7 separate regions of the Mus musculus genome follow, and all the other regions are linked to region 7. The links are chromatin loops, found by intact Hi-C in ENCODE. Cell type or tissue: heart. All regions are shown on one strand.

Region 1 (4,000 bases), 110 kb before region 7:
TCTGTGGATAATGCAGAAACTCACAGCTGATCCACGGGCAGAGAATAGTGCCAGTGGATAGTACAAATGGGACTTTTGCATCACACTTCCCTACCCAAGGACCATGGCAGAAGAGAGAGCAGGGAGATTGGAAGAGCCAGATGCTGAAGAGGACTGGAGTGAAATGGGATCGTCTTCTGGATGTGACAGGACTGCTGTGCTCAGGAGCACGAAGTAGCTGTACTTGCCTGCATAGGGCAAAGCTAGTTAACATTCTAGTATGGATCAGCGGGCGTGAGCCCCTCCCCCTAACTGAGGAGCTATGGACATCTGATGGTTTCTGGGGAGAAGAGAGTCAATTTTCTTTAAGGATATGGCCCTTGGTAGGTTGACTGTGCTCTATGAATGGCCCCACAGCATGGAATATATGGGGCGCACAAGCTGGACTTGATGGGTTATTAAAAAAGGACACAAAATTAGGTGGGACTGGGGAGGTGAGGGTGGACCTGGGAGGAGTTATGGAGATGTGCGAGGAGGCGAATGTGATCAAAATGCATTGTATGAAAGTCTCAAGGATTAGATATATTACAAACAGTGCAGGTCTACAACTTTTTACCCTTGAACTCCACCAAACCTTTAAAGAAGAGCCAGCATGGATGCTTTCTATTCCAGACAATAGAAAATGAAGGAGGGGGGAGGAGCCCAAAGTGTTAGGGAAGGCATGTGTAGAATAGAGATAGGAACAGAGGAGAGTTAGGCTTTTCTGAGGAATTCAGAGAAGCAGACCAACCTGCTGAACCAGAAACTTTCTAACAAAGTTCCTATTTTCTTCTTCCAATTAGTAAGTGGCTGCTGGTGATACTGAGGTAATGAGTAGACACTATGTAAATATCTTGTTTTCATCAAGGTCTTACTTTAGAGGTCTGTTGATGAAACCACTAGCATGCAATACTTTTAAATTTCCATTATTTCTTCAATATTGGTTAATTGATGTACTTTATTAATTATCCCTCCCTCTGTGTGTGTGTGAGATGTGGATGCATGGCATGCATTCTATAGCACAATTGTGGAACTCAGAGGACAGTTTTGTGGAGTCAGTTCCTGTCTTTCCTCATGTGGGTTCTAGGGATCAGGTTGTTAGCATCTCACTGAGCTTGGCCTTTTATTATGAAAAATAATTTCCCTTTTTCTTCCTTTAGCTGCTTATTCACTTGTAACTTTATATCAGTGTAGACTCACAATAGGTCATGACTCTTTAAAATAAATTTTGTTTGTTATTTATTTTTCTTAAATCATACATTAGATGGCTATCAGAGAATGTGGAGAAAGAGAACTTGGAGACCTTCCATTTCACCAGGGCATCTGTCTGGTAGCAGGCGCAGAGGATAAAGCACTCATGTATTTATACTAGCTAAGAAGCACTAACCTGAAAGGGAAAAATGAGTGTAGATTATGCTGAAGTATGTTGTTTCCTAGATGTTTCTGGAAATAAAAAGGGCCAGTTAGAGGTAGATTGGTCAATAAGGCTACTACAACTTTCTCTCTTGGTTTTTAGCATCTGGAGGTGTCCACTGTTGGAGACTGAGATACACGTTTAAGTAAATAGAAAAGGAGACTCACGTAAATAAAGAAAATGTCTAATTAAAAAAATAAAAGAAGGGGGGGGGGGGAAAGAAAGAAAGGAGACTTGGTATCGGTGTCCTGTCACAAGAGGGCAGCAGTCAGCCATTGATTTGGTTTTTTTTTTTCCTCTCAAGGCGTACAGACTTAAATTAATGTGTCTTGTTTTTTTCAGAGACTTCAGTACTACAGCTAATAACATCTGTATCGACAAGACCAAACCTCTATGGCACAACTACTTCTTGTGTGGCTTTAAGGGAATTCAGGTAAATCGATGCTTACTAGCTGTTGAGATTATAGTCATGTTATTCCAGATTGACTCCCATGTTTTTGGTCTTCTTTTAGTACTGATGCTTTTCTTGTATTTTGCTGACTTCTGTTTCAAGGCCAGGGGCGGGGGGAGGGGATATGATTGCCTCTGGGTTGTGCTCACAGGAGTGGTCATGGTCTTTCTTTCCACTGACTATGCATCATTAAATACACCTTGAAGAGAGATTGTCCTAGTATTTACATTCTGTTCTTGGGATGTACAGGAGTATACTGAAATGGACTTAGAGTTGAGCAGCCATGGGTTTGAATATGGGCATAATCCAGCTTTGTTAATTTGAGTTCAATCTTGGCTTTATCTGTGAAACAATGTCACTGCTATTCAATGAGGAGTGCTTGCAGGGCATCACTTTGCTGGGGCCTTTAGGCATTTGGGGATGGTAGCCAGCATTGTTACTGCTTGTCCAGGTGAGAATAAAAGGGTTGTAGTGAAGGTCTTACTGTGAGTAGTTTCTCAGAAACATTGACTTAATCTTAATGTCATAGCTTCAGTGCTGTGTATAAGACTAGGAGAGTGCGATATTTCCACTTTCTCTCACAGTTAGGAGAGTAGGAAGCACAGAGATAAAACCAATACTTGCTGTTTTCAGAACCACTCCTGTGTTTCTTTTTGTGTTCTTAATTTTAATTTCTAATAATTAAAAACCAATCTACTTATTTTCTTTATATGCCTGTGGGTGCTTTGCCTGCATCACTTGGGTGTCTGGCACCCGTAGAGGCCGAAAGAGGGCATCAGGTCCCCTGGGACTGGAGTGACAGACTGTTGTTAGCCACTCTGTGGGAATTGAACCCAGGTCCTCCTCCTCTAAGAGCAACAGATACTCTTAACCACTGAGCCATCTCTCTAGACCCTTAACTTTTATTTTTTAAATTAACATTCACTCAATAATTATTTTAGTTGTAGTGAGTCTTGTGATATATCATAGATTAAGAATATTAAGAAATATTTTTTTTGTCTTCGTGATTCAAAAGGAAACTAATAAACATACTTTTCTGGTTTTTTTTTTTTTTTTGAGAGCTTATGATCCAAGTGGCCTGGAGGGTACTATCTGAAATTGTCACAAGCTGCTTAGGACTCAGTGACATAGTCTTATAGAAGCCAGTCAGGGTAACTTGGGATGTGTAGTCCTGGGGTGTAACTTGGGATGTGTAGTCCTGGGGGTGTTGTCATGGAGGTCTGGTCTAGGAGTGCAGCATTAATTTCTTGAGAATGTGGCTCTTTTTTCAAGACACATGGTAATAACTTCTGGGAAAAGTTATTGGCCTGTTTTAAATCTTCAAATCATTTGGATTGTCATCCACATTAGTGGGAATTAGGGTATTTGGAAGCATTGGTCAGCAAATGCAATCTGACCTTTCTTGTAACAACATGCCTGTTTAGTATCATATGGTAAAGTGACACCTCTCTTTCTCTCTCTGTATATGTATATGATATGTATATATGTATATATAGTATATTTTTGTATTATTTTGGATAGAGGCTTAAAATCTTCTTTGGTTTGACAACTTATGTGCAAAAACACAGGTTTCTTCAATGACCTTTTGGCAGAAAAGTAATTTCAATGTTAGCAGTCCAGAAACCTTCTAATTAAAATACTAGAAAGTTCCAAGGGATAGTCTGTTTATGTGAAATTGAACATGTTATCCTTTTGGGATAAAGCTACTGCAATGTTTGGCACAACTCAGTTGTGTTTTTCAGTCTGCTGTTACTGTTGAATTTAAACATTGCGTGCTAAGTTTGTAACTATGATTCACATCCAAGACAGTCTGTGGATCAGTTTATGGTTAAATATATAGTGTTCCCCAAGGACTGCTGCCTTTGAGTGGGCTGCCTAATGTTCTGTACAGCGGGGCGTTGGCAATGGCACGTCTTCAGTGTATAATTTGTTTGTGTTTCTGGAAGGAGATTTTTAGATGACTTGGAATCAGGAGGTACATCCAACTGAATCTTTTCTTTTGTGGCCCATGATTTTTGCCAAGGAAGAAAAAAAATAGACAAAACATTAAGGACAAAAGCAGATTTTATTTGCAGCATTTTGCTCCTTTGGTTAGTCTAATTTGCTTATTGAAATTT
Region 2 (4,000 bases), 230 kb after region 7:
GAATTGCATCTGCTCAGTGGCTAAAGGGATTCAAATCTGTAATCATTTAAGCATGTAGCTTGTATCAACCTATAATTGGTCTAATATTTGAGCCAGTTCGGGTTTATTTTAATGATTTCCTTTTCCAGAATCCAAAGACTCTGGACTCATCCCCAAACTTGAACTGATTCACAGTGTGGCTGTTTCTGAGTGAGGATGGGTTGGGCAAATGTTTCATGGAAGCCTGGCTCAAGGAGAGTGGTCAGACCCCTACACATCCAGTGCTCAGCAATTGCAAGATCCAGAGGCTGGACAAGGCAATGGCCCCAGGACAGAGAGCACAGAGCTAGACCTGGTTCTTTAGGGAGGCTGACTTAGTGCCTGTGGCTTAAAATAAACCACACAAACTTCTCCAAGAGAAACTGGCTTGTCTCCCCATCCCCTACCCCTTACACTTTTTATATGTAAGAAGGAAAGCAAGCCTGAGAGTCTCTCTCTCTCTCTCTCTCTCTCTCTCTCTCTCTCTCTCTCCCCTCCCTATCTCTCCCTTTCTCTCACATACACACACTAACACACACATTGACACACACACATACACACACTAACACACACATTCACACACACACACACACACACACACACACACACACACACACACACACACACACATCGAGTTCTGAATATTTGCAAGTGATCAGAAAAAGTTTGGTATCCCAGTGCTGCTTCATGCTTTAACCAACTCTAACTCTATATAAAACAGATCGTTTTCTACAGTTATGATAAATTCTGGGTAACACTAAAAACTTTCTTAACAGAAACATACGACAATTTAGAAATCTAAGGCCACAATCAATTTGGACAGGCACCAGGTAAGTAGATGTACCTTGGTTTGAGTAGTTGTCTTTTAATCAGAAAACGAAGCTCCCATTTCACAAACAAGATAAACCATTTAACACTTCAATAAGCCATTGAAACTGTTAAAAGTACTATCCTTGTCTTGTTTTTATTGTCAAAGTGAAGTATATGTACTTCCAAAGCCAAGACATTAGGTATCAGCATTAGGTATCCAGAATGGTATTAAGTCTATAGCAGGTTTAATTCTCTGCATAGGAAATGGCTCCCCCCCCCCATTACCTGCATCTAGGAGGAAGCTTTTGGGATTCATTTAGATAACAGTCCTAAAATAGGATAGGTTTTATTGATGCCTTAAACATATTGTAAATGTCTTCACAAAAATTAAAGGCCAAATATTTACTACCTTCTCTTCATCCCATGAAATAATACTAAACCAAATCTCAGATAAAATGAAGATCCTTCCCAGTAGCTAGGTCTGTGGATTTTTATGTTTAATGTTTGAGCTTCTATTCTTTTAAAAAAATAATTTATTATTTTGGGCTGGGGAGGACCCAGAAAGTCATGTATGGTATGTACTCACTTATAAGTGGACAATAGCCATAAAATGCAGGATAAACTTACTACAATCCACAGACCCAAGGCATCTGGGTAATAAGGAGGACCCAAGGGAGGATGTATGAGTCTTACTCAGAGGGAAACTAAACAGTCATCAGGGGTGGATGGAGAATTTGGTGGGCGAGACAGTGAGGAGGCAAATGGGGATGTTGACCAGATATGGGGAGGGGATTGGGAAAGGGCTGGGAGTGAGAATAGAAATGGTTGTGGGGATTTCCCTGGTGACTAGCTGGAGGCCTGAGTCAGAGGAGGATACAGTGAGTATATAGTGTGGCCATAGCTGAGATTCCTATAGAGACTGAAGTGGCCACCTCAGCATAGCTAGGCAAGACTTCCAGTGGAGCTTCTATCCACCCCATCCCCCTCATCATTAATTTATTTATTTATTCGCTTTATGTCTTGATCGATGCCCCCTCCTCCCACTCCCCTTACACAGTTCCCTCCCAGTCCCCTTTCCCCTTTTCTTCCCTTACATATCCCCCCCATCCTTGCCCAGGTTAGTTGACTCTATTGGTCTTCCTGTGGAGTTTCTATCCCTCAGGGCTCTTGATCCTTCTCCCAACTCTTCCATAAGATTCCCTGACCTCTGTCCAATGTTTGGCTGTGGGCTTCTGTATATGTTTCAGCCAGCTGCTGGTTGGAGCCTCTCAGAGGACAGTTATGGTAGGTTCCTGACTGCAAGCACAACAGAGTATCATTAATAGTGTCAGAAATTGGTTTGCTTGTGGTATGCGTCTCAAGTTGGGCCAGTTATTGGTTGGCCATTCCCTCAGTCTCTGCTCCATTATTGTCTCTGTATTTCTTGTAGACAGAACAAATTACCAGGGCTGCCTGTTCCCTTGGAGGCCTGCTGTGACCCAAGACAACCAGAGACCAGTGGCTGCCATTAGGGGCTACCAGCTCTACCTGCAGCCCCAAAGGCTTGCTACCACCAGGGACTAACAGACCAGCCAATGCCAGAGACAGCCAGAGGACTAAAGGCCAGTACAAGAACAGTTTCAACAAAAGCCAGGGCAATATGGCACTGCCAGAACCCAGCTCTCCTACTACAGCAAGCCCTGGACCTCCTAACACATCTGAAAAGAAGACAATGACCTTAAGAGGCATTTTATAAAGATGATAGAGGCTTTTAAATAGGAATTAAATAAATAGAGGAGATACCAGAAAATACAATCAAACATGTGAAGGAGGAGTCTCTTAAAGGCAGGCTCTTATAATGTAGACCTGGCTGGCCTAGAACTCACTGTGTAAACCAGGTTAATCTCGAATTCAGAGATCCACCTGCTTCTGCCTTCTGAATCCTGGGATTAAAGGAGTTTGTCAGCATGCACAACTGTAATTTCACTTTTTAATTATCATACAGACTAACATATCTCCTTATTGGCATCTTTATAGTGCTTAACTTTAATGGACCCCCTCGTTCTTCTCCCCTTCCTACAGCCCCAGAATTCCTTTCGCTTTCATATCCTATGTGTTTTTAATATCCTCCTTAGCACCCACTCTTCAAGCTTCTTCCCCCACCTTCATGGATATGGGTTTCTTTATGGTTTCCAGAGAGAAAAAAATGTAGGTGCAGGTCTGTCTTTTAAAAGCACACAGATACTAATTGTCATGTCTCTACAACATGTTCTCACTCATTCTGGAGACTTTAGAGGAACACTACCCTTGGAGGGATTGTAGGTTTTGGTAGCATCCTGACCAAACAGAGCCTAGCACTTGTAGAGGCCTAGGAATCCCTTTTTTATCACTGATGTCAGAAAGAGACTTTGCCGTTTACTTACTCTGGCTGATGATGCTCAACAATTAAGAATCAGGGTAGATAAAACACTTCCATTTTTTAAGTCACTTTTTCTTCCCACCATCAACAGCAACAAGTTTCATTTGGAGAAAGACTAACACTTGAATTACTGCCAGTAATATCGACCACAGAGAGTCTGGAGTTATATAAGTACCCTAGAGAAAGCATAGACAAAAATGTACCAGCTCTTCCTGGAGTCTACTGACCTTATCTTGTAAACACTGATACCAGTCCCAATTGCTCTATGCCCAGTGTCAACATCTGGAAAATGTAGGTTATTCATCCGCAAGGTCCCTGGCCCAATTATATGTATTATACACACATAATACAGGCATACATACATACATACATACATACATACATACATACATATTATATAACATTTTTAAGGGCAAGATGCCCACATGTAACCTGCATGAAAAATGCCCTCGGGCCAGTCCTGACATATGTCACTTAGTACTTCTTGGAAAACACAAAAGTTTAAGATATGAAGGCAATAATTTGTTAATAGATTTGTATCCAGGTCTTCTAATCTCATCTGTGACTAGAACCAAATAAAGTCTTAGAGAAACAGAACAGATGTTGCAATATCTCCCTCTAAAATGCTTTTGCAATAAATATTTTCTGGCAGGTTCCAAACAATCAAGAATAGAAAATTAACTGAAGTGAGTCCAGGTGCTGACTTTTAAGCAAAAGCAAGAGTAGTCTCTGCAGCAAAGAGAAAATGCGGTTTAAAAATACTAGATATCCATA
Region 3 (4,000 bases), 240 kb after region 7:
AATCGATCCATACTTATCTCCTTGTACTAAGGTCAAATCTAAATGGATCAAAGAACTTCACATAAAACCAGAGACACTGAAACTTATAGAGGAGAAAGTGGGGAAAAGCCTTGAAGATATGGGCACAGGGAAAAAATTCCTGAACAGAACAGCAATGGCTTGTGCTGTAAGATCGAGAATTGACAAATGGGACCTAATGAAACTCCAAAGTTTCTGCAAGGCAAAAGACACCGTCAATAAGACAAAGAGACCACCAACAGATTGGGAAAGGATCTTTACCTATCCTAAATCAGATAGGGGACTAATATCCAACATATATAAAGAACTCAAGAAGGTGGACTTCAGAAAATCAAACAACCCCATTAAAAAATGGGGCTCAGAACTGAACAAAGAATTCTCACCTGAGGAATACCGAATGGCAGAGAAGCACCTGAAAAAATGTTCAACATCCTTAATCATCAGGGAAATGCAAATCAAAACAACCCTGAGATTCCACCTCACACCAGTGAGAATGTCTAAGATCAAAAATTCAGGTGACAGCAGATGCTGGCGAGGATGTGGAGAAAGAGGAACACTCCTCCATTGTTGGTGGGATTGCAGGCTTGTACAACCACTCTGGAAATCCGTCTGGCGGTTCCTCAGAAAATTGGACATAGTACTACCGGAGGATCCAGCAATACCTCTCCTGGGCATATATCCAGAAGATGCCCCAACTGGTAAGAAGGACACATGCTCCACTATGTTCATAGCAGCCTTATTTATAATAGCCAGAAGCTGGAAAGAACCCAGATGCCCCTCAACAGAGGAATGGATACAGAAAATGTGGTACATCTACACAATGGAGTACTACTCAGCTATTAAAAAGAACGAATTTATGAAATTCCTAGCCAAATGGATGGACCTGGAGGGCATCATCCTGAGTGAGGTAACACATTCACAAAGGAACTCACACAATATGTACTCACTGATAAGTGGATATTAGCCCAAAACCTAGGATACCCAAGATATAAGATACAATTTCCTAAACACATGAAACTGAAGAAAAATGAAGACTGAAGTGTGGACACTATGCCCCTCCTTAGAAGTGGGAACAAAACACCCTTGGAAGGAGTTACAGAGACAAAGTTTGGAGCTAAGATGAAAGGATGGACCATGTAGAGACTGCCTTATCCAGGGATCCACCCCATAATCAGCATCCAAACGCTGACACCATTGCATACACTAGCAAGATTTTATCGAAAGGACCCAGATGTAGCTGTCTCTTGTGAGACTATGCCGGGGCCTAGCAAACACAGAAGTGGATGCCCACAGTCAGCTAATGGATGGATTACAGGTCTCCCAATGGAGGAGCTAGAGAAAGTACCCAAGGAGCTAAAGGGATCTGCAACCCTATAGGTGGATCAACATTATGAACTAACCAGTACCCCAGAGCTCTTGACTCTAGCTGCATATGTATCAAAAGATGGCCTAGTCGGCCATCACTGGAAAGAGAGGCCCATTGGACACACAAACTTTATATGCCCCAGAACAGGGGAACGCCAGGGCCAAAAAGGGGGAGTGGGCGGGTAGGGGAGTGGGGGTGGGTGGGTATGGGGGACTTTTGGTATAGCATTGGAAATGTAAATGAGCTAAATCCCTAATAAAAAATGGAAAGAAAAAAATAATAAAATAAAGTCCTGGGGTGTTGCGGTGAAAAAATAAAATAAAATAAAATTCCAAGCCATCAAAAAAAAAAAAAAAAGAATGTATATATATATATATATATGTATTCCTTGTGAACCCTTTGTCAAATAATTATATACATCTGTTTCTTTGGGGTTGGCTTCTGGGAATTTAATGTGTTTCTCTTTGGGCCAAGTTACCATGTCTGTTTCTGTTTGTAAAAACTATCTTTTCTTAGATTCTGTATATCTGATAAAATAGTTACTCAAGACTTTGCCTACTGGTTTCCTGCAGGATATGACTCTTATCCATGAGACTGGCTAAGAGGTTATTTTCCCAAAGCTTGTATTTAGGAGCATGCAAAAGTCTCAGTTGTCAAGCTGATTTTTCAAGTTGATCAGTTTCTTTTTCAGGAATTCACAATCTCTTGCTCCCCCTTGTGTCTCCCGAGGTTTTGCAAGGATTTTCATCATGGATTAACAAACTGTCTTGCTCTCCCTTGTTCTCAGTGATAACCATGCTTCTGATTTAAGTCAGTTTACTATCACTGCCTAATGTCAGGTGAGAGAGATACAAGCCCTTTGTGTGAGCCTCCAAAAAGTCGGAATGACAGGCCTACACTCTGACCCTTTCCCTCCCTCCTGATGGAGAAGCGTTGGGTTATACATGTCACCACCATGCTGAACCATGTATCACCCCTACTATGTTTTTATTCTATGAACCCCCGTACATACATGTGTCTGTTCTTCAGCACTTGAGTGATGCACAACTAAATCAGTCTCCCAGAAGTCCTCTGAGAAAGTCAAAACGTTGACCTGATTTTGCTAAGACATTGCTTTCCAATGCTGATCTGTGCTGGTTTAGGTGGTGCATAAACCACTTAAACCATTTCAGTGTAGCTGTTCTCATACCCATGTTTGCTCGGGGTACTACAAATCTTCGGATTCTAGAATTCCCATAAAAGCACCTTCACTCATGTATCATTAAGTCAGCATTCCAAGGAGACCAAGAAGTAACTAACCATTACAAGTCTGTCATCTTACTGACATCACACACACACACACACACACACACACACACACACACATCAAGCCAATATTTGAATGCCTAAAGACTCCAAACTCCAAGTAGGTATCCTACTAATGAACATGAAAGAAACAGATTGTTGGAACCCATAAGTTCTTGTTTCTAGACATGTTCAAGAAGAGGGGCAAAGGCAGAAGAAATAGCCACCAAACTTCAACACTGAACAGTAGGCAATGAATGGGAAGTCTACAGCTTACCAACCAACCAACAAACAAACAAACAAAAACCAACAAAACAAAAACCTCAGGGAGGATCCAGCCTCGGACTGCTACGGAAAGTCAGCATCCTTGTCCATCCTGATGGCACATGTTCATCTTGATGGCATGTGTCCTGACAAATAAAGTGGGATTGTGGCTTACAGCCCAGAAACATTTGATCTCTCTCAGTGTGTTCACAGACTAAATGTTGGACATAAGTGTGGCCATGAGGAAGAATTGCTGGTACTTTCACAGTCAGCTCAGGATTCTTTCAATAGTCCTATTTCATAAGCTTTCATGCCTCTTCTAGTAATGAATTGTCTTGTTTTCCAGTCGTAGACACCTTACCAATTGTCCTAGTTAGCTTTCAACTTGACACAGCTTAGTGTCATTTGAGAGTAAAGCCTCAACTAAGATCAAATTTAGGCTTGTGATGAACTGTTTTGATTATTAGCTGATGAATCAAGGCCCATCCCACTTTAGGCAGCATTATCCCTTGGCTGGTGGTCCTGGGCTGTGTAAGAAAATGAACCAATAAACAGCATCCTTCCATGGCTTCTACTTCCAGGTTCCTGCCTTGATTTCACTCAACGATGGACTGTGACCCAGAAGTGTGAGTCAAACCAACCCTTTCCTCGCCATGTTCCCTTTAGTCACAATGTTTCATTTCAGCATCAGAGTGAAGCTAGAGCACTCAGGGGAATATCTGAGCCATGATGTAGGTGGAACAGCATGTCAAGAAAGAGATCGGTATCGTAGTGGTAGGGCTATCCTTAAGTGACTGTTGGCCTCATCTCCTAAAGACTCACTTGCAGAACAGAAATGATGAGAGCATCCTTTTGTATCTGAAAGACTGCAAGGACTCTTGTCAAGCCTGTGCACAGGATGCCAAGGTGAGCCTGTCTTCCCCACATAAAGGTCTCTCTCTGAGCATGAGAAGAGTGAATGCAGAGGGATTTCCAGATGATATTGTGCAATTTTTTTTGCTTTGCTGATTTTTCTCCCCATCTCAGCTTAGTCAAAAATTTAGAGCATTGATTTCATTTCCCAGAAAA
Region 4 (4,000 bases), 420 kb after region 7:
GTGGCTCACTGCTCGACAGGAGCAGCAGGTCAGCCTGGTTGAGAAACCAATACAGAGGGACAGGTAAGAATCAGGGTTGTTGAAACCTCTCCTCCATGCATCACCCCTCCTTCATAGCCCTGGCAACACTGAGGAGGGAGGCACCACCTCCCACTCTGTGTGCCCATGCTTTGGGACCATCAGGGTATGAGCAGGTCTCCTGGCAACGTGCAAACTACTAGTGATCTGGGTTGCCAGTTTCGAAAGTCATATATGAATTCTATTTTTCTGGATTTAATAATTTCTTATGAAAAACAGAGATCATTTTCCAATAAATGAGCGAATTAACCCTCCTTGTGTGCTGGTGTCTGAGCCGCTTAAAGCAGGAAAGGAGTCAAGAGGGTGAGAACGCGCGGATAAAACAGAAGGAAAACCAAAGAAAAGAAGAAATGAAAGTAAACAAGAGCAACATGGACGCAAGGCGAAGAGATGAGGAAGCGATGGAAGAGTAAAACACGAGAGAAAGCGGGGCCCACACAGCAATGGGAAAGAGTAAAACACGAGAGAGACAAGAGAAAGTGGGGCCCACTCAAAGAGCGCAGAGGGTGCTCTGGAAAATGACGCTTTAGAAAAGACTTCAACCCAGTTTTGGTTGTGAGCCTAGGCTTTAATGACTGAGCCATCTCCTAGACAGGAAGCCACCAAAATGAACTCTTGCAAGTGGATGGTGACATTGAAGCATAACTCTCCACAGCTGACGGCTGGCGTGAGTGCGGCCGGGAAGGGCTCAGTCCTATTTGAGAGGCAGGTGTCACAGTTTGACCATGCTCCAGTGAGTTCACAGATAACGCAAATTGGGCTTAAGGGGGTTCTATTCATTTTTATTTTTACTTTTTTTATTTTACCTCCCTGAAGGGAGATCATAAGGGTGGAAGGACTGAGAAATGAGTTTGATCAGTGTGCGTGATGTGAAATTTCCAGGGAATCAATAGAAATGTTATATTGGGAAAACAAAACAAAACAAAAAAAGAGCAGTGGTGACCAGTGCTATAAAACCAAGTTTTGAAGGTAATATGTCCCAGTTAGACTCCAAAAAATACTAAAATAAGATCCAAAATTCTGCTACATTTTACTGAATAAAACATCTAAAGATGTCAAAAGGGGGAGGAAGAAAATACATCACAGTTCACTTTTAGAATTCTGGCTGGTTTTGTTTTTTTCTCAAATTAAAATTCTTATTTAAAAATAAATGTAATTCTGGAGGATTCATCTAAAAAGAACTGACCTAAGTTTCAGCAACTTATGAAACTTTAGCCTAACAAACCTCTACGTGTATCTGAAAGGTTGACAGTCCAAGTCTCTAAAATCTTTTATTTAGAAAGACATTATAATGGCTTTATCTTCAAGTCTTAGATTTTAAGTTCAAAATCAACCCACTCAGTTAATTGTCTGGGTTGTTTAAATTATCAAAAACGGGGGGCGGGGGGGACAATGAGAGTTGTTTAAATGAAGGCTCCATGATAGCTCCCAGAGGAACAAACGCCCCTGCATCCTGGTGACTCTCTCAGCTCTGAAGGAATCACCACAGAAGCCAGTCAAGGCAGAAACTGCTTTGTGAGCCCCTCGGTGTGTTCCATGCAAACCCCCTCAGAGAATATGTCCATCTGGGGCCCACTCTTACACTAACGCTCACCTAATCCTGACCCAAAAAAAAAAAAAGAATCTGTGCTGGGGGGTAGATTCGCCTTGATCTCCGGTCATATGTTCCAGTTTCACCATGTCCTGGCAGACGGCATGCTAGCGGTAAAGGTGAATGCCCTTTGGAGCTACGGCTATCATCTTAAGGATAGAAAGATAACTTTAAACACAAGCTAAAATTCCTTATTGTAATAATGCATAATTAGAACTCTTTATGGTGCATGGATAAAGATGCCTGTTGGTATCTGGTGTAGCTTTTCCTCAGAGCTCTGTGTAGATGGTAATGCAATGTCACTGTTCAATATTGAATCTGGCTGTGTTTAATGCTTCCTCTGCAGTAAACCAGGGGCAGAGCCACCTCAACCTCAGACAAGCGACTAAGGTTCCACTGCCACCTAGTGGCTAAGGTCTCTTAACCAGCACTCACCCAACTTAGACTGGAACACGGGAGTACCTTAACCCTCCTGTCTAACTTTCCCTACTCTGTCTCCCTGGAAACCTACCCTCCTACCTCTTCCTAAACCCTCTCATGTCACCTTTGATATCGCTGACCATTCCTCTCCTCACTCACACCCTCTTCTCTTCCCTACTGCTAACATCTTCCTTGGAGGCTTTTTTTAGTTATCATTAAAGAGTGTGTGTGGGAGAACAAGATTGATGGTGTCCATCCAGCAGAGTAAGTTGTGAAAGGCATCTAGCACACAGTTAGAGTTAGACTTTCTAAGGCACTCTGCAATAATCCTGAAAGGGAACGGGCAAAGAATTATAGCAATAGCCTTGCTAGTCCTTGGTCAAGCTTTTGTCAGAGGTGGTGGGCTAGTAGTGTGAGCAAACTACCGAGAGGCCATAGCAGAGACATACAACAGGGAGAGAAAGTGTGATTGTCCAGATGCCTAGCTGGACCAGGCCAACGCCACCTTCCATTATCCCCTAGTCTTTTCTTTTATCAGTTATTGGTGGAAGGATTCAGCTATGACTCCACATAGGAAGCAGCATGCAGCATGCTCCAACACAAACACCTTTCCCCCAGCCTTCCTGGGCAAGAGAAAAACCCGAGCAGATACCCAGTGGAAGCTTAAAGGCAGTATTCCCATCCGAAGAAACTTGAGAATAATCTACTGGATATCTTTGAGGCCTCAGAGCCAAATACATTGTCTCCAGGGTTCATTGGGTGTAAATGTTCGTTAAGTTAAAGAAGAAAAGAAAACACTGAGGAATAGTATCAATCCACAGCCATGAAATTTCTTAAGAACTTATAAAAAACACTCTCATAACTTAATCAATTCATTGCCTATGCAAATCTGTGAGGGAAAAGGGAAAGGGACTCCCCTATATCCAGCAGAGGCCATCAGAGGTCATGGTGAGTGTCAACAACCCACTTGAAGAGCCTGAGACTAGAGTGTTGGCATCATCCTTGAAAATGCTCCAGGATTAAGTTGTGGGACTAGAAAAATGCCACCGCCCTGATCAAGACTAGTACTCTGCTGTGGTGGCCCCTGGGTTCTAGGATGACATCTGTGAGAAACAGAAATGTTTCTCAGACATGCTTTGCTCGGTATGTCTGTTTTGTCTGCTGCTGTTCAGAACATCCAGGTGTGTGAGTGCTGGGATACCAGAGCCATAACAGAGGGAAAGATGCATTTGTGGGGCGATTGTGAGCATCGCTTTGGGAGCTCCCAGGACTTTCTAGACTGCAGAGCTCTTCGTCTTGGCTGTCATGCACATTATCCTTACTCTCAGAACAACATACCAATTCTAAAAACTAGTGTATCATGGGTCAAAGCTCACAATGAAGTCATAAGTGAAAGGGGGTGTGATTACAGATAACATACTAACTCAAACTTTAAAATTTCAGACCAAGCAAGGGTATGTTGAAAAATCATTCACTAAGCACTGGTTATATCATTTTGTTTTGCTTGGCTTTTGTGATCAAATTTTTCAATTAAAAAAATGATTGAAAATAAAACAAGAGTCTAAGAACAGTGCCTAGGAATTCTGGCATTGCAACCATGAGGACCTGAGTTCAGATCTCTAGCAGCCATGAATCCAGGTCGGACCAAGTACCCTGTAGTCCCAATGCTGCAGACCACTGAGACGTGCACACCAGCAGCCTCGCTGAACGACGGCAGGCTCGGGTCCAGTGAAAGACCGTGTCTCAAGGGAAGAAAGAGAAGAATAGAAGAGGACACTTGGTGTCTCCTCCGTGTCTCCAGCGCATCCACCAGCATAGCCAAGCACACCTGCATTCATATGTGTGCACACACACATGCATACACACACACACACACAGGAAAAAAAAACTTGTTTATAAAAGAATGAGAAA
Region 5 (4,000 bases), 510 kb after region 7:
GTTCATTCCTCAGACTCCTCCCTAGCAGTGTCACAGAACCCCAGCTACAACCTCCCCTCCCATATTCCCTGTGGATCCTACAGACCACCTTCTCCTGGCCTCTCTCCCCCACTACTTAATTGTTATGTCGCAGGCCTCACCTACTGCTCAACCATAGGCCACACATGCCAGATCAGGTAGTCTGCCTACAGACCTTCTCAGCTCTCTCAGTTCCCCCAGAACCAGTCTCTCAAGCTCCTCCCTAGTGATGAACAGATCATCAGCTGAGGCCTCCCTTTCCTCCTGCCCAGGTCTCCTGTGGATTCCCCTGACCATCCCTGCCTGGCCTCCCTCCCATTTGTTGCTGCATCCCAGACTCCAACACCAGCAGGCATTCCCTGTGAACACATTCGCCAAACAGGTCATTGAATCAGGCAACACATGGCCAACATACTCTCTGAAAATCCAGAAAGGAAACAGAAACTAAATAACAAAACGCCCATCCAACAAAGAACAATCCAGAAATCAGCAGCACCTAGACCTATAATCATCCCAAACCCAGATGCCACCATAAGAACACAATCAATAACATCCAGGACAATATATCTCCACTACAGCCCAGCTATCCTACCACAGAAAGCCCTGAATATTACAACATAGCTGAAGGACAAGGAAAAAACCTTAAAACCAATTATATGAAGATGATAGGGGTCCTTAAAGAGGAAATAAAGAAACCCCTTAAAGAAACCCAGGAAAACACAAACAAGTGAAGAAAATGAATAAATCCCTTAAAGAAAACCAGAGAATTGGATGTTTGGTTTGTTAATGTCTAGTTTTTTGAGTTTTTAAAATATTTTGACTATTAGCCCTCTATCAGACGTGGAGTTAGTGAAGGCCTCTTTCCATTCTGTAGGCTGTTATTTTGTCCTATTGTCAGTGGCCTTTCCCATACAGAAGCGTTTCAGTTTCATGAGGTCTCATTTATTAATTGTTGATCTTAGTGCCTGTGCTATTGGTGTTCTGTTAAGGAAGTTTTCTAGTTTTTCTAGTTCCACCCATTTGCCTGAAAATTTCATGATTGCATTTTTTTAACAGCTAAGTAATACTTCATTGTGTAAAAGTATCACATTTTTTCTTATCTAGTCTTCTGTTGAAAGACATGGGTTGTTTCTAGTTTCTGGCTACTATGAATAAAACTGTAATGAACACAGTTGAGCAAGTGTCCTTTGGTAGGATGGATGTCCCTCAACAGATGAATGGATGAAGAAAATGTTTATTTACACAAAGAAGTAGTACTCAGCTGTTTTTTAAAAATGATATCATGAAATCTGCAGGCAAATGGAGGGAACTAGCAAAAAATCATCCTGAGTAAGCTAACCCATACCTAGAAAGATAAGTATGTTATGTATCCCAGAAAGATAAATACAGTATGTATCCAATTATAAGCGGATATTGGGATATTAGTCATTAAGTAAATGATAACCAAGCTACAATCTGTAGACCCAGGGAGGTTAGGTAAAGAAGGTTCTGGGGGAGATGCATTGATCTCTCAGCAAAGGGGAAATAGAATAGATTTTATGGGAGGGCTAGGGGCAAGCAGGGACAGAGATGAGGGAACCAGGTAGAGAGAGAGACAGGATGGAAGGAGAAAATGCAGAGAGAAAGCTGGAATTGAGGGGGGTTGGGAGGGTGGAAACCTAGAACAGCAGAATCTGTAGAGGTCCTAGTGTGGGGGTCCTAGTGTGGGGGTCCTAGTGAGGTCTCCTAGTAATGTGGGACACAGAGGTTCAAATGGCCACTTCTTATAGCCAGACAAGGCTTCCAAAGGTAGAACTGAGTTCCATTCAGTTGAGTTGTTGTTGACCAAGGGGGTCCCGTGGTGATCTCCAAACAACCTTGGCTGATGCTAGGACAGAAGGTTGCTCTCCCAAACCTGACAATCAGACACCATTGCTGAGGGCAACATCCAAACAGCTCAGGAAACATGGAGAGGTAGAACCTGCGTCGAGCCTTCACCCCTACGTTCTATCTTTGATGAAGAAGGGTACTATGCAGCCTACTGAAAGAGAAACGTGGACAGCAGCCACAAAACCTTTAAACAACAGTCTGTCCTGACTGCACGACATGATGTGGTGATGGTGGTGCAGAGCTTGTGGGAGTGACTATCTAATGTCTGATTTAACTTCAGGCCCACTCCACAAGAGAGAAGCCAAGCCACTGCTTGGCACAGCTAGAAACTGGAGACTGCATAGCCCGGAGACCTAGTGTAGAAGCAAGCATGACTGGTCCAAAAAATAATAATCAATGAAATGACTCCTAATGATATTCTGTTATACTCATGGATCAGTGCCTGTCCAGCTGTCACCGAGAGGCTCCCTCTGGCTGCAGCAGATGGGAGCAGATGCAGAGATGCACAGCCAGGAATTATGCAGTCAGAGTCTAAATTGGAGGTCTCGCTCCCCCAGGAGTTCAGAGACTCCAGTGGAAGATGGAAAGGAAGTGTTCTAAGAGTTAGAGGGCACAGAGGACACCAGGAGAAGATGGCCCATTGAATCAACTAAGCAGGGTTCATACATGCTCACAGAGACTGAAGCAGCAAACACAGGCCTACAATGGTCTGTACCAGGTCTTCTGTGCATATGTTGTAGCTATTACCTTGGTGTTTGTGGGACTCCTGTGTGCCTCTAACTCTTCTACCTGCTCTTGAGACCTTCCTCCTGTTCAGTTGCCTTGTCCAGCTTCAGTGTGAGGCCTCTTGCCTTGCCTTATTGTGCTTTGTTTTGTCCTAGATGGTAATCAGAGGCCTGCTCGGTTCTGATGGGAGATGGAGGGAGGGTGGACTGGGGAGGAGGGTAGGTGTGGTGAGGTGGAGGAGTGGAGAGAAGGAAAACTGAGTTGGGGTATATTGTATGAGAGAAGAATCTGCTTTCAATAAATTTATATTATATTTTATAAATTGTATACTATCTAACTGTGAAAGGAAGGAAGGAAGGGACGGATGAAGGGAGGGGGATGGAGAGGAGAAGGAGGCTAAAGAGGATGAGTCAGATACACACTATACCCTTCTAGAGCGTGCCCTACCAAGAATTCAACAGTGGGGAGTTCACTGATAAAGTTGGAGCCTCAAGCTCTAACCACGTAACAATACTGCATCTCTAAACACTGTTGCATTGATACTATATGAGTCTTTGGAAGGGCATTTCATACCGAATCAGACAGCTGGGAGCTCAGGCAAGGACAAGGTCTAAAGATATGACCTAATATGAGTCTGCATTTCCATGTATAGAATAAATTGTATATGTGCTAAAGATACATTTTTCATATATATCATATATACAATACATATGAGAGAGAGAGAGAGAGAGAGACTCACTCTGGCTGGAATGAAACTCACTCTGCAGATAAGGCTGGCCTGAGATCTGCCTGCCTCTGCTTTCTGAGTGCTGGGGTTAAGTGTGCCCCACCATGCCTAGCATGCGTTCTGTTATTTAATTTGCTAGGAAGACTGAAAGAATGGTGGCCATGGGATAGAAAGAATGATGGGTTTTATGCTACGACTTTTGACATTTCTATAAGGCATCTAAGACTTATTAGATAGTTAACAGGATCCATACCGTTGAGCTTCATGTCTGAAGCAAAAATATACATTCCAGAGCTAGTGATATATACATATGTTTAATGGTCATAAGAGAAAGAGAATTACTGGCATGGGCCCATACATCTCTATGTCCTGCTATCTTCCTGTATCTTCACTCCTAGGAGTGGACTAAGAAAACCAAGAAAAGAATGTGAGTGCTGTCGTGATTTTAATCTCATTGAGTAGATGATAATTCCTCTCCACACGGCTTTCAGTTACGCTAAGGTTTTTTGTTTCATGGAAAGTTTAATGAGTCTAGTCTAACAGTGTTATCTCTTAGGAGGGTTGTCTTATGTGTGTTGTGGTTTCATTTTTTTGCATTCTATTTACTATTCATCCGAGCATGGAAAACACCAGAGTCTTCCTGAATTTCCCGTTACCATC
Region 6 (4,000 bases), 360 kb after region 7:
AAAACACAAAGGAGACTCTCATTAAGGCAGCACAAAAGAGATGATTGCTGGAGTAAAGAAAAAGAGAAGAACAGCCTCGGGCAAACTCACCAAACTGTGGCCATTTATGACTAAGGCATATTCTCCTGTCACAGCCTCTCCTGCACCCGCGTCCAACCCCAACCGCTGCTTGTTGTCATAAACTGCATGTCCATTGGAAAAACTCGTGCTTTGTCCAAGCAAATTTTCCTTTGCTTTCCTTAAAGAATAAGAGAATTAAAAAAAGGCATAACAAAGCACACAGAGCTTGTCTATAACTGAACCAAGAGGCCGGCCTGGAAATGAACTCATGCTACCACTCTTCAGCGTAAGGCCCAGGTATTAGGCCACCAAGCAGAGGGAAGGCCAGACAGCAGTGCATGTCAATCCTGCAGGGGCTGGGGGAGCACAAGGAACTAGGCAGCTAAACACAGAGAAAACAGAACTACCTCAAACATTTTACACTACCTAAAAACTGGCTTTAACCAAGGAATCTTGATAGCTTTGGTGTATAAAGAACCACTCTCTGGAAAAACGGTGTTTTTCAATATGCTAAACAAAAACTAAAGGCGATGAATGAAACCTTCTCATTACAGAGCACTCCCCTCCTTCCCTCTCTCTTTCCTTTTCTCCATTTTTCCCTCTCCCTTTCTTCCTGACGTACGTACATACGTGTGTGTGTGTGTGTGTGTGTGTGTGTGTGTGTGTGTGTGTGTGCGCGCGCGCGCGCGCGCGCATGCGCTCATCATTATATAACCTGGCTGAAAACAATAGTCCACTTATAAACACATTTTGTTTAACTTTGAAAGAGATTCATGATGCCATTTATTATTATAAAATAAAAGAAAAATATTTTAAGTAAAAATAAAATCCTCATAAGTTTAAATGATAACAATGACCTTGTGAGAAACTCCAAACTCCAAACATGGGGTTTTTACAAATAGAAATTCCTCGCAATGCTAAAGACCTAATCAGTAGCTTATATGATGACATAAGCCCATTAGAACTGGCATTCTACTGTTCTCCTAAAAAATGTGATAATGTCTTTAATAGGAAGGTAAATTCCCACCCAGAAGACCTGTGGGTGACCAGGTTATAAATAACAGGTCTGTTGGCATGACCACAGTAGCTTCCATCATAGGAATACCGGCAGATGTCCCCTGCAGAAGGATGCCCAAGCCAGCCCCTGCATGTGAATATACCACTACATGTATAGATGAATTCCAGAAGAAAACAGAAAGTGAAGAATAGGTTAGCAGATGTTTCGACTTATGGCAAAATGAACTGTCTTCTTGATGTCCTGCCCAGTGTGGAAAGCATTTATTACAATGAGTTTATGCTGAAGATCCTCTGATGGGAGAGAATGGTCATATTAAAACAAGCATTATGCCTTCAGCTTTTGAGTTATTTAACATACAGTGATGCATATAAAAATGCATCACCAAGAGTTTATGTATGAACTACAAAAGCAGACCCAGAAGCAAAGGCAGGTCACCTTGTTTCCTGGCTCAACACTGCCCTCTGCTGTCCGGGACCAAAATCGTGCCTGCACTTAGACTTGTCACTCAGCCTTGGTTCCAAGGATGATATCAGACAGTTAGCAGGCAGTTTGCAGAAACAAACAAAAGGATGTGTAAGGTTAGAAGGCTGTTTGAAATGCACTGTGGGGAAGGAGACAGAGCAGGCACAGAGGATTACTGTTGCAAGCAGAAGGCTCCAATGTCCTCGGTAGATAAGCAACCCAATGAACGCTCATCATGGTCATGAAAACTGGCAGCGCCATCTGATGAATGGGAGAAATGATACCAGACATGAATGTGTGTCTCTGACGGCACTGCAGATCTCATAAACTGGGCTTTGAGAAGGCACTGAAGCAAAAAAAAAACATCTCCCAGGGTTTCCTGTTTGGTGAGGCTCCCATTTGCTGTGTAAATGACTCAACCTCTATTTCCCCCTTGCAAAACGAAAACATTCCAAGGGAGGGTGAAGTTCATGAACACACTGGCTGAAATTCTACTTATTTAGGAGCTTTCCCCAACAATGTCTCCCTAACATGTGACACAAGTCCCTTTCCAGGCAGAAAAAGAACAATTTTTATGCTCTGCTAAAATTGCTAATGCTCCCCCCACCCTCCAAGGCCTTCACTCCCTGCCAGACTGGAATGAGTGCACTGTAAGACCTGGGTGGGTGTTCATAGCTGTCCTTTCTCTTACTTCCTGGAACTCAGCTCTCCAAACACAAGCTGGTTCTTGCAAATGCAATTCATCAGGAAGGAAGAAAGCTACACATAGTACCTTTCGGTGAAGATGGACAGTGTGTGGGCATCCGACATTCTACTGGACCTCAGAATACAAACAGATGTGAAAAGAAGGGCTCTGCCTTCTAGGCTTTGTAATGAGGGCAGTTTAGTACAATGCTGTAATGCAGAACCATAGGCAGGGTTGAGTTGACTAGAGCACTCACAGCCCATACCATCTGAACACACTACAGCGGAGGGAGGGAGCGCTGTGCTCAGCCATGCATTCAGCCTGCAAAGGAGAGAGGGGGTGCGAGGGATGAGCCATTTTCCTCAGTCCTTTCCTGGCACTCTAGATGCAGGAAGTAAAAGAGATCTGTTAGGAAATAGATTTAAATTATGACATTATGTTTAAAGGAAAATAATTTGGACTTTGGTAAAAGGCCAGAGCTTTGAGCTTGCTTGTTCCTTGGAAACTTGGGTCTGCCTCTGACAGATTAGCTATCTGACTTTAGGCCACTTGATTAGTCCGGGGCAGATCCAGGACTCCAAATTCCTAGTTCTTGGTTATCAAAACAAATGGCTTTACATATACAGCCAGCCACAGGCTATCTCTAGGTTGGAGTAAGATATGCCACCAGAGAGTAATGAAGGAGACAGCACCGCCCTTCAGAGAGTGAGGAAGAAAGGAAGTGAGTGAACTTTTTAGTTCAAGCTTCCAGTTCATTGCCCCACAGACTGTTAAAGACGTCGATCCTTTATCGTCGATCAGAAATCGGGGACCGGCTCAGAGAGCGATCAACCCCCTGAAAACAGGGAACTGTGTGCACCAAAATGCACATCAGAAGTCAAAATGTAATGCTTTAGAGTGTTACAATTTATGAGAAGAAACCTGACCTACTAAAACAGTTTACTCGGGATAACAGAACTTGAGCATTCAAACCTATTTGGTCGCTACTGTCATTAATGACTCTATGATATCACAGTCAGTGTTATGTTCTGCTCCACGAAAGGACTCCTAACTGGCCAATATCTTATAAACAGCCTACATCACACAGCTAATTTTCAGTACCTGCCCCAAGAGCCATTTACAAGAGGTACCAGTGATTAAAGATTTTACTGCTTAGAGAGGGGCTATAGAGTCCTAGTGTCTCTGCGTGGGTACTTGGAGGCAGCTGGGTCATTTAATGAATTTTTCTGAGAACAAAACATGGTGGCTCAGAAATGAAACACTGGATGCGTTATCTTGTCTGACTGATCAAAACCTCATTGTCTATTTTCCTTGCAGCAGAAGATACATGCTCTGTTAAAATGACAGAATCCATGAAATAACCTCAGAAACTGGCAGGACTTAATTGTAGACCTGTGGGCATGAGACTAACACAGGGATGACTGTAGACCTGTGGGCCTGTGGCCAACATAGGGCTTAACTTAAACCTGTGGGCATGCTGCCAACACTAAAGCATCAATGGGAACCAACTCAATCAGGGTTCCACATGTCCAAAAATGGCTAACAACTATGTTATGTGCGTGCTGCGTGGCATGAACATTACTCATCGATGTTGACGACATCTAAACACATTGGACAGGATTAACTACAAGCATGTACATATTGTCCATCCAATGGCTCCTCCCTCAGATCCTTCTCTTTCAACACATTTTTTTTGCATGAACTCAAAAACATAGCACAAGAACATGAAAGGGCACACATTTATGATTTTAATCCCCAAGGCTGTGGGCTTAGAT
Region 7 (4,000 bases):
TAGAGGGTTTGAGTCATTGTGTGGGTCCTGAAAGCAGAACCCTGAAAGCAAGAGTGCTCCTAACCATCTCTCCAGTCCCTTCTTAATAAAAAGCATCCGGCAGCTCAGGCTATGAGTGTTTACAACAAATGGTCTTTCAGAGTGCTGTTTTCTAATTTTGTCTATCATCCATCTGTCTGTCTGTTCATCCATCCATCTATCATCCCTCATCTATTATTAATGTATTAGCTATTGTTAATCAGTCTCATTACAACAAATATATTATTGTATCTTGCTTATATTCATCCCTGACTATCACAGTATCCTGACCCTCCCCAACTTCCAACTCAATGTTCCCTCCCTCTTCTGTTGTCCTATCTCTCTCTCTCACACACACACACAGAGAGAGAGAGAGAGAGAGAGAGAGAGAGAGAGAGAGAGAGGGACAGACAGACAGACAGACAGAGAAACGCACACACACAGAAACACAGAGACACACAGAGAAACACAGAGACACACAGACACAGAAACACAGAGACACACAGACACACACAGAAACACACTAACACACACAGAGAAACACAGAGGCACACAGACACATAGAGAAACACACACACACACACAGAAACACAGACACACACACACATACACACACACACACACACACACACACACACCCTAGATTCCAAATGAAAGTGGGATTTTTCTTTCTTCCCTCTTTATTCACCTTCTTTGTTCTCCCCATCTCCTCCTTTTATAATTCCTCCTTAGCCCTATTCACTTTCATGCCCTATATAGGCATAAACACATATTTCTGTTTAAATCTAGATTCCACATGGGAGAGAAATGGGCAGCATTTGTCTTTCCAAGCAAGCCCCATGTATTCGTGCCTAACACTATGCTTTCCTTTGTAGCCTTTTGTTAAATGTCAAAGCTGAGTGTCAGTTGGTAGATTTTATTCAGTCTGAAAAACAGGAAGGAAGGGGGTGAGAGAGAGAGGGAGAAAAGGAGATAGACAGAGAGACAGACAGACAGACAGATAGGTAAACACCCTTCAAAGTGACGTACTGCTTCTAGCTGGATCCTACCACCTTCCACCAACCACAATTTTTCATGCTCCAACACCACCCCAGTCAGGGACAAGCCTGCAGCACTGGAGCCCTTGGGGACATCCCAGACCCAAGCACTGGCTGAGATAGGAGCCCTCCTCCACAGTAGGAGAAGCACCATGGTAGGCTCCAGGTTTTGGCTTTGGAAACTATAATAAAACCTTGCCATTTACTGTTTAACTTGTGGCTCATCCTTTTCAAGTGGCAGTCAAGGATAAGCCCTAGGACAGAGTCAATGGCACAGAAAACTGCTTGTACTTCTAAGGTAGTTCTCTAGAGAACTCTGGGAATGGTTGGTTAGCCTCTTAGAAATCCCTCTGTCCCCAGTGCTTGCTGAGACGTAGGTGTGTAGTTTCTACTACATCTCTTCAGTTTTTCAGTCTGGCAGTCTGGCCATAAAAGAAAATGGTGTGACAATACATCTGACCAGATAAACTCGATTTTGGTTTGGGACCCAAAAACTTACTAAATACTTAAGGTAGGAAGAGATTTTACTAAATTAGATTGCTAAAACCCAGGAAATACATGAATATGTAAATGAAGAAAATTGATTTGATATGGACATAATTTCCACTCCTGAATAATCGTCAGACCCAATAAGATTTGTCAAGAAAGAGTGTAACAGATTTAAAATCTGACTAGTATTTAAATGAAGAGATCAGATTTAGACTTTTAAGCCAATGAATGTATCTACTCGTGCCTAAAAGCAACACAGTGCTGACTCACGGAGACTTGGGCTAGAAATGTCTTTCTTGATGGTCTCTGACAGCTAGTCCTCTTTTCTGAAAATGCTGTCCTGTGTACTCAGTGTCATCTAAAGGTTGAGGACCCTAGGAACAAGCCTTCCAGTCCACGAGGGACTTTATAATATTTAATAAATAATACAGGGCCCCTGCATGCACAGAAGATGACATGCACAGAACATGATACTTGCCCAGCAGGTGGAGCTGTGAACAAAACTCCTGTGAAGACACTGTGTCTGCAGGGACTACGCTGCCTGATTACAACTTCAGTACTGGGGGACATTAGAATGTTGCAGGTAGGGTGCAGAGGGGAGGATGAGGGCACAGTGTGGGGAGTGGGTGTGGGCTTAACTGCATTATCTCAGGCTAGCTTTAGCCCTCAGAACAGTCACACTTGACTATCTCCGTGTCAGAACTAACATGCGGTGAACAGATAAAATCCTTTAGGAATCTATTAACTTAGCAGCCACTAGCATCCATCAACCCCAAAGCTAAGAGTGTCATGGGATAGCATTTTGGGGCCTCTGGTAAATCTTTCCCATTTTATTGTACACACTCTCTGATGTATCCACCCATGCTATTTAAAATTACCTTGGTTCATGACTTTCTTTGTTTTTATAAAACTATAAAACTTCATGAAACTAACTCCACAATGGAACATGGGATTTGGGGTAATCTAAATCAAATCTGTGTTCTTAGCCACAGTCACTCAAAATGGCTCCACAATAAACTCTCTCTTATTCCCTTAAAACTAAACAAAACCAACAAACCACAGAGGCGCTAAGTGTAGTACTCAAGACCTAAAGCTGAAGACAGAACAACAGTGGCCCGCATCCCTTTGGTTGCCTTGGGAACCATAACAGCCTCATGGGACACCCTAGAGGGTGTCTTTGGATGTCAACCCAAGGAGGAGCCACAGCAGAGAACTGTCATGAAGAAAAGATAAGGGCTGTGGTTTTTGTTATTTTTAAACTGTCACTAGAGATGGTAGTATTGTCAGAAGAAAATAGAACATTTAAATTTATGATTAACAAATCTCTGATCATTAAATTATTTCTAAGATACATGCTGGGGATATGCTCATCAGGATTACTGTGTGAACCCAGTGGATTTTAGCGACACTGGCAACTGAACATAGGAAGGTCTTACAATGACACCTGGGCTCACCTTGGTTGCTGCTTTTGATGCTACGGACTCTTTCATGAGTTTAGGCATTGCGTACGCTCTTGGGTTCTTTAGAATATCCTCGATTTTCAAGTCTCTAACTAAAACAAAATAATAAGAGACTCTAATTGTTTCTTTCTTCACAAAGGCCACATTTCTCTGCACTTTTGTCCCAGCAGTGCTTACCCTCAGTGAGAGAGAGAGAGAGAGAGAGAGAGAGAGAGAGAGAGAGAGAGAGAGAGAGAGAGAGCAGCACAGGAAGAGGTAGGGAGAGTGCTGCTAAAGTGGCTGCAGCAGAAGAAATAAATATTCTACCCCTGAGTTTATTAAGCTGGTGTTTAGAGTATGTTAAATTCATTAATTTATATTAAGGTCATTCTTGTGAAATCATTCAGTAAGTATGTAACAAGGGTTGCAAGAAGTCTCTTTTTTAATTGATTCTTGATGCATTACAAAATGGGCTACTAGATATTGGCCTGAAATTCCAGAAGTAGGTAAGCATTTAATACTATCAGAGGTTAAAACATCTGGTAGCCAAGAACTGGCATTTGTCATTTGGAACAGATCCAAAGTAGCTTGGAGTTAGAATGGGCAACTAAGGAAAGAAATCAGACCAAGTTTTTAAACTTGCTTTTTTGTTTTGTTTTGTTTTGTTTATTTTAACACAACTTATGCAACCCAGGCTAGGCTTCTCTGGTCTTAGCCTCAGGCATGCTGAGGTCACAATTTTGAGTGTTTCTTTAACACATGTCTGTGTGATGGCAGTTTCTGAAGGAGTGAGCATTGAGGACTAAGTGAGCCTGGCTCCATACCCACGGCCCTCCATTGGATGCTTGCTATGCAGAGCATCTGACTGCGGTGTGAGAACTGCTGTTCATAGAAAGTAAGAACCATGCAAAGAACCCAAACTGGGCAGATTTGGAACTCAGTGTAAAGGTCAGAGATAAATGAAGAAATGAGTAAAGAAATTGAAGAATAAAAATAGTCAAAGAAAAGTTACAAAAA

What was found. A loop is a pair of places that touch in the nucleus more often than their neighbours do. Peaks named below come from ENCODE experiments on the same cell type or tissue, not always from the same donor. Only the 100,000 strongest peaks of a DNase experiment are listed, where the experiment ranks them.
Region 1: it touches region 7 in a loop (2.2-fold over the local background); 2 of 42 quality-filtered maps call a loop at or near these places.
Region 2: it touches region 7 in a loop (4-fold over the local background); 11 of 42 quality-filtered maps call a loop at or near these places.
Region 3: it touches region 7 in a loop (4-fold over the local background); 11 of 42 quality-filtered maps call a loop at or near these places.
Region 4: it touches region 7 in a loop (2.4-fold over the local background); 4 of 42 quality-filtered maps call a loop at or near these places.
Region 5: a loop joins it to region 7, with 6 times the contacts of the local background. A loop is called at or near these places in 11 of 42 quality-filtered maps.
Region 6: it touches region 7 in a loop (14-fold over the local background); 14 of 42 quality-filtered maps call a loop at or near these places.

What each region holds. Positions count from the first base shown.
Region 1 is chr2:125,891,579-125,895,578 of GRCm38, forward strand. Galk2 (galactokinase 2) reads left to right here. Exons shown (of 10, transcript NM_001291002.1): 4 at 1,775-1,865. Among named protein-coding and RNA genes, the nearest start is that of Galk2, 27 kb to the left of the region's middle. In heart, a CTCF peak has its summit at 1,721 (motif pointing right); no DNase peak of the experiment used is centred here.
Region 2 is chr2:126,230,305-126,234,304 of GRCm38, forward strand. No RefSeq gene overlaps it. Among named protein-coding and RNA genes, the nearest start is that of Dtwd1, 80 kb to the left of the region's middle. In heart, no CTCF peak of the experiment used is centred here; no DNase peak of the experiment used is centred here.
Region 3 is chr2:126,243,555-126,247,554 of GRCm38, forward strand. No RefSeq gene overlaps it. Among named protein-coding and RNA genes, the nearest start is that of Dtwd1, 93 kb to the left of the region's middle. In heart, a CTCF peak has its summit at 2,091 (motif pointing left); no DNase peak of the experiment used is centred here.
Region 4 is chr2:126,427,394-126,431,393 of GRCm38, forward strand. It overlaps Atp8b4 (ATPase, class I, type 8B, member 4), which reads right to left. Exons shown (of 28, transcript NM_001080944.3): 8 at 1-34. Among named protein-coding and RNA genes, the nearest start is that of Atp8b4, 62 kb to the right of the region's middle. In heart, a CTCF peak has its summit at 2,074 (motif pointing left); no DNase peak of the experiment used is centred here.
Region 5 is chr2:126,515,450-126,519,449 of GRCm38, forward strand. No RefSeq gene overlaps it. Among named protein-coding and RNA genes, the nearest start is that of Atp8b4, 26 kb to the left of the region's middle. In heart, no CTCF peak of the experiment used is centred here; no DNase peak of the experiment used is centred here.
Region 6 is chr2:126,361,666-126,365,665 of GRCm38, forward strand. Atp8b4 (ATPase, class I, type 8B, member 4) reads right to left here. Exons shown (of 28, transcript NM_001080944.3): 21 at 91-238. Among named protein-coding and RNA genes, the nearest start is that of Atp8b4, 130 kb to the right of the region's middle. In heart, a CTCF peak has its summit at 1,545 (motif pointing left); DNase peaks (open chromatin) are centred at 1,646 and 2,016; H3K27ac peaks cover 502 bases.
Region 7 is chr2:126,004,239-126,008,238 of GRCm38, forward strand. It overlaps Fam227b (family with sequence similarity 227, member B), which reads right to left. Exons shown (of 17, transcript NM_029455.3): 12 at 2,999-3,096. Among named protein-coding and RNA genes, the nearest start is that of Fgf7, 28 kb to the right of the region's middle. In heart, a CTCF peak has its summit at 2,025 (motif pointing right); no DNase peak of the experiment used is centred here; H3K27ac peaks cover 328 bases.